2 separate regions of the Homo sapiens genome follow, and region 1 is linked to region 2. Evidence: read pairs that join two places in POLR2A ChIA-PET (ENCODE). Cell type or tissue: PC-9. All regions are shown on one strand. Each heading gives the region's core, and the rest is flanking DNA. Links, peaks and the distances in the headings are about the cores only. Region 1 has its middle 85 kb from the start of TRD-GTC1-1. Region 2 has its middle 8.5 kb from the start of SLC25A3.

Region 1 (2,812 bases), core at 113-2,612, 170 kb before region 2:
CCAACAGGACTGAAGTCAGTCACCAAGCTGCCAGGGCTTTCTTTTTCTCTCTCAGCCTTCACCTTTTTAATAACATGTCCTATGAATTACCCAATTTATACTTTTCTTTATTGACTCATTTGTCTGCATATGAGGATGTGCTTTAGAGGCAGACAAGTCCCATCTCTATCACTTACTAGCCATGTGACCTTGAGCAAGTTGCTCAATGTCTCTGAGTCTTGGTTTCCTCCTCCCTAAAATGAGGCTGGTGCATACTCTATGCAAAGCCTTACTTGAGATAATGGCATCCTCAGCAATGCCTTGGACGTCGTAGATGCTCCATTAATGTTACTCCTGTCCTCCCCAAATCCCATCTCTACCCCATTCCTTATCAGCTTTGCACCATTTCGTGCAAAGGCCTTGAATCTACAGTGACATCTCTGAACCTTATTTTTATAGCTCTTAGCACAGCTCCAGGTGCCTAAAAACACTTTAAAAATTAATTTAAAGGATGTTATCTCTGCTCCTTTTTCTGTTCTTCAGTTCCTCCCCTTATTTCCTTATTGCCTTCGTTTTTTGTTGTTGTTTTTTTTTCAGTTCAGTTTCAATACAGACTGCAAAAATTGCCCATGCCGACTATATTTTAAATCATCATGGCAGGGTATTGGGAAACATTTTCAACTAGCCATAATCGGGCCTCGGATAAACCTCATGGGCTACCATACTGCCACTGTGCAAAGCTACCATTATTTCTTATACTTTTCTATCCCCTTTTCCTGCAGGAAATTCAGACCTGTAAGTAACAACGATTGTAATAAACTACATTTCTAGACCCCTTTGTAGCTTATAAAATGCTTTTGACAAAAGAAAAAAAAGAACCTGAGAGGCAAGTACTATTACTCTCCTGTTTACAGATTAGCAAACTGAGGCTTAGAGAAGCCATGTGCCTGATTCAAAATCAGAAGACTAGTAATGAATGAGAACCAATGCTTTGAGTCTCTGCTCTGCTCTAAAACAGCTTTCCTCAGATACTCAAACCCAGATGTCAATACATCCCCATGCTTCACACACCAAGGGTCATGGATCAGGCCTCTTGACCAGATGTTGCTATTGAGACAAGCAGCTGTCATTTGTAATATCCTGTGCTGTCCCCCAGGGTCCATGGCTCAGTTTCACTTTAAATCCAGCCACAGCTCTTGCCAGACCAATGAGAAACTCCCATTTGAGGTGGAACCACTGAAATCTGATTCAGAGCTCTCTGCTAGTTCTTCCTCTGACTGTCAATTCAGCTTAAGCCCTGGCAGCTGGACTTAGTCGGGGCTGGATAACTCTAACTTCCCTTGACTTGCCATCTCCTTCCCCATTGCCCAAAGAAGGAATGCCAAATGGACTCACACTTGTCGCCCTTTGGAATCCCTTACGTGTCATTGCCTAAGCAGAAATTACAAATAAGGCTTTGGTATTTAATTCAGACCAGTACCAAAATATTTCCCTGTCTAGAGTTCTTCCATGAAGAAAGCATTTATAGTATGCAGATGGTGGGGGCGTGGGCCTGCAGGCGGCCCAGGAATGCAAGTCAACAGCCTTGAGTCTTACTAGAAGAGGGGTGTGGACACCGGGCGCCTTTCCAGGGTAACCCAAGTAGGTGGAGTTTGTGGTAAGGCAGAAAAAGGCTAGGACTTGGGGCCAGCAGAGCCAGGTTTAAATGCTAGTTCCCATGTTGACAGGGTGAGTTGCACATGGTGAGTTGCTGCATGCTAAGCATTCAGTCTCTCCTAAGCTCTTCTTCGTAAAAAAAAGCAATGCCTGTCCTGCCCTTCTCTTTAGGGTGGTCTCGAGGTAATGGACATAAAAGCACTTTAGAAACTGGAAATCGCCAGACAAGTATAGGCTGTTAATATTACAGTGCAATGTCTAAAGTCTGTGATAAATTTTTCAGGCAGATTCACTATGCATTCCAATTCTCTTTGGTCTTTGTTTTTCTTCCAGTTCCCTTAATCTGTCTCCCTGCACAAGCTCAAAGTTGCCGAAGAATAGGTCTGCGTTTGTTTCATATTTCACACACTTCTTCAAGCAGTATTCCAACTCAAAAAGATAGTCTGAGGAAGCTTAAGTGATTGAAAGGAGAAGGAAAACACTTGGCTCAAAATATGATTTTTGGTTTTTGTTTCTCTAGTCTAGAGGAAAATTTTAGATTTTGATTTGGAGGAGAAAAAACAGAAAAGTTAGAGAAATTGAAGCCAGGCGTGGTGGCTGATGCATGTAATCCCAGCACTTTGGAGGTGTAAGGAACATGGCTGTGCTGCAGCCAAGCAGGCATAGGGCAGCAGGCATAGACCGAGGAAAACAGCCTAGAAGACTCAGCAGGATTGGGGCGCACGCACACACTCCCATGTCTCATATAATCATAGCCATGTAGACACAACATAGAGAAGCTCCCCACCTGGCTCTCAGCCACTATTGTCTGTGTAGGTATAAATGTAACACTGACCCTGTGAGGGGCTGCTGAATAAAGCCATGTCTCAACTACCTGCTGTCTCTCGAGTGTTCTTCCAGCTCCCTGCCCCACATCCACTCACTCCCCTCAGCCCTCAGCTGGGGCTGGAACCTGACCCTGAGCACGACAACTGGCGAAGTCGGCAGGATGAGGTGAGTGAGTCTTCAGCCTTTGAGAATCCCGGGTCTGCTATGTGGCCGCAGCATGGGCTGTGGTACCCAGTGGCAGAGGTGCTGCTTGGATGGGCCCCAGTGGAAATATGGGAGGCAGTAACGGGTCTCCTGCGAGTGTGGAGAAGGCACTGAAGCAGCTGGAAGCTCACAGCACCAAGAAGGA
Region 2 (2,812 bases), core at 164-2,663:
TCGTTTCTGATTTACTTTTTTCAATGATATTTCTTTTCTTTTTCTTTTCTTTTTTTTAGACTGAGTTTCGCTCTTGTTGCCCAGGCTGGAGTACAGTGGCATGGTCTTGGCTCACTGTAACCTCCGCTTCCCAGGCTCAAGCAATTCTCCTGCCTCAGCATTGTGAGTAGCTTGGATTACAGGCACCTGCCACCATACCCGGCTAATTTTTGTATTTTTAGTAGAGACAGCGTTTCACCATGTTGACCAGGCTGCTCTTGAACTCCTGACCTCAGATGATCCACCCACCTTGGCCTCCCAAAGTGCTGGGGTTACAGGCATGAGCCACTGCATCCGGCCAGATATTTCTTTTTCTTTCTTTCTTTTTTTTTTTTTTGAGATGGAGTCTCACTGTTGCACGGGCAGGAGTACAGTAGTAAGATCTCAGCTCACTGCAACCTCCACCTCCCGGACTCAAGTGATTCTTCTTCCTCAGCCTCCCAAGTAGCTGGGACCACAAACGCGCACCACCATGCCTGATTAATTTTTTTTCATATTTTTTTTGGTAGAGACGGGGTTTCACCATGTTGGCCAGGCTGGTCTCAAGCTCCTGACCTCAAGTGATCCACCAGTCTTGGCCTTACAAAGTGCTGGGATTATAGGCATGAGCCACCGCACCCGGCCGATTTCTTTTTTCTTTTTTTTAAACTGAGCACTTTTTATATTTATGGCAAACTGGGTAATTTAAACTGCTGTCTCGTTTTACAGGAGAGACACCCCTCTCAAACTCGTTCCACATGCTATGTCACTCATGCTGATCTTGGAATTCCTTAGATCATTGGTCTCAAAACATGGTTGATTATAAGATCTGTGATCTTTTGCCTGGGGATCTTTTTTTTTTTATTTTTATTTTTCTGAAATGGAGTATGGAGTCTTGCTCTTGTGGCCAAGGCTGGAGTGCAATGATGTGATCTCAGCTCACTACAACCTCCGCCTCCCAGGTTCAAGTGATTCTTCGCCTCAGCCTCCCAAGTAGCTGGGATTACAGGCACACACCACCGTGCCTAGCTAATTTTTGTATTTTTAGTAAAGACAGGATTTCACCATGTTGGCCAGGCTGGTCTTGAACTCTTGACCTCAGGTGATCCACCTGCCTCAGCCTCCCAAAGAGCTGGAATTACAGGCATGAGCCACCACGTCCAGCTTTGCCTGGGGATCTTTTAAAAATGGCAGATTCCAGGACACTTCATCAGCCTTAGTAAAACAGAATCTTTTGAAGCCTAAAACCATCTGTGTCTTGGCAGGCGCTTTAATGAGAAATCAGATTTGGGAACCTTCACTTGTGATGGCCATGCCTCACTCAAAAGCTCTCTTAACCTTATGGATTATAATCACTGAGTGACTAAAGTTGCCACATATGCATATACCTTCTGTAGGGACTATTTTAGGGTCTGCCATATCTAGAGATGCTTCCCCACTAGCGGACAAACACTATTCTATGACTGCAATGGCAGAAAGAAGATTTCAAGATATTAAGAAGGAAGAAACTGGGCAAAAGAATTCACATGCCTATTATTTCCTATAAAATACAATGTCCGCTGGGTGCTGTGGCTCATGCCTGTAATCCAGCACTTTAGGAAGCTGAGCTGGGTGGATCACCTGAGGTCAGGAGTTCAAGACCAACCTGGCCAACATGGCAAAACCCCATCTCTACTAAAAATACAAAAAATTAGCCAGCCATGGTGGTGGGTGCCTGTAATCCCAGCTACTCAGGAGGTTGAGGCAGGAAAATCGCTTGAACTCGGGAGGCAGAGGTTGCAGTGAGCCGAGATCATGCCACTGCACTCCAGCCTGGACAAAAGGAGTGAAACTCCATCTCAAAACAAAACAAAATAAAATAAATAAAAAATACAATGTCCCTGAATATGCAAGAATAACTTCATTGCTTTCAACCCCTTGCACAAACATGGATGAATTCAAGAGTCTGAACCTCAGCCCCAGAGCTGGGTCTGCTCTCAAGGCTGAACTTAGGATACCCTTCAAAAAAAGGATAGGGGCATTTTGTCTTTCTAACACTGTCCAGAATGGAAATTATGGCCCCATTAAAAAGAAAAAAAAAAAAAAAAAAAGGCTGGGCTCAGTGGCTGACGCCTGTAATCCCAGCATTTTGGGAGGCCAAGGCAGGCAGATCACCTGAGGTAAGGAGTTCAAGACCAGCCTGGCCAACATGGCTAAACCCTGTCTCTACTAAAAATACAAAATTAGCCGGGCATGTTGGCACATGCCTATGATCCCAGCTACTCGGGAGGCTGAGGCAGGAGAATCGCTTGAACCTGGGGGCGGAGGTTGCAGTGAGCCAAGATCGTGCCACTTCACTCCAGCCTCAGCGAAAGAGCAAAATTCCATCTCAAAAAACAAACAAACAAACAAACAAAAAACAGGCCGAACACGGTCTCTCATGACTGTAATCCCAGCACTTTTGGAGGCCGAGGAGGGTGGATCACTTGAGCTCAGGAGTTCGAGAGCAGCCTAGCCAACATGGTGAAACCCCATCTCTACTAGAAATACAAAAAATTAGCTGGGTGTGGTAGCCCACGCTTGTAATCCCAGCTACTTGGGAGGCTGAGGCAGGAGAATCCCTTGAACCTAGGAGGTAGAGGTTGCAGTGAGCTGAGATTACCCCATTGCACTCCAGCCTGGGTGACAGAGCGAGACTCAGTCTCAAAAAAAAAAAAAAAAAAAAAAAACACCAAGATTCCTAATCAAAAAAGACAATAACCAAGGTGTTAGTGGATATTACTCATTTTTTCTCTCAGGGTAGATATGAAAAGGG

The links. ChIA-PET counts read pairs that join two places held together with the same protein. Peaks named below come from ENCODE experiments on the same cell type or tissue, not always from the same donor. Only the 100,000 strongest peaks of a DNase experiment are listed, where the experiment ranks them.
Region 1: POLR2A ChIA-PET joins it to region 2 with 22 read pairs; 10 of 35 experiments call an interaction of 5 or more read pairs at or near these places.

Annotation. Positions count from the first base shown.
Region 1 is chr12:98,417,318-98,420,129 of GRCh38, forward strand. It overlaps the pseudogene RNU4-41P. Among named protein-coding and RNA genes, the nearest start is that of TRD-GTC1-1, 85 kb to the right of the region's middle. In PC-9, for the core only: no CTCF peak of the experiment used is centred there; a DNase peak (open chromatin) is centred at 1,494; H3K4me3 peaks cover 701 bases; H3K27ac peaks cover 1,441 bases.
Region 2 is chr12:98,583,822-98,586,633 of GRCh38, forward strand. No RefSeq gene overlaps it. Among named protein-coding and RNA genes, the nearest start is that of SLC25A3, 8.5 kb to the right of the region's middle. In PC-9, for the core only: no CTCF peak of the experiment used is centred there; no DNase peak of the experiment used is centred there.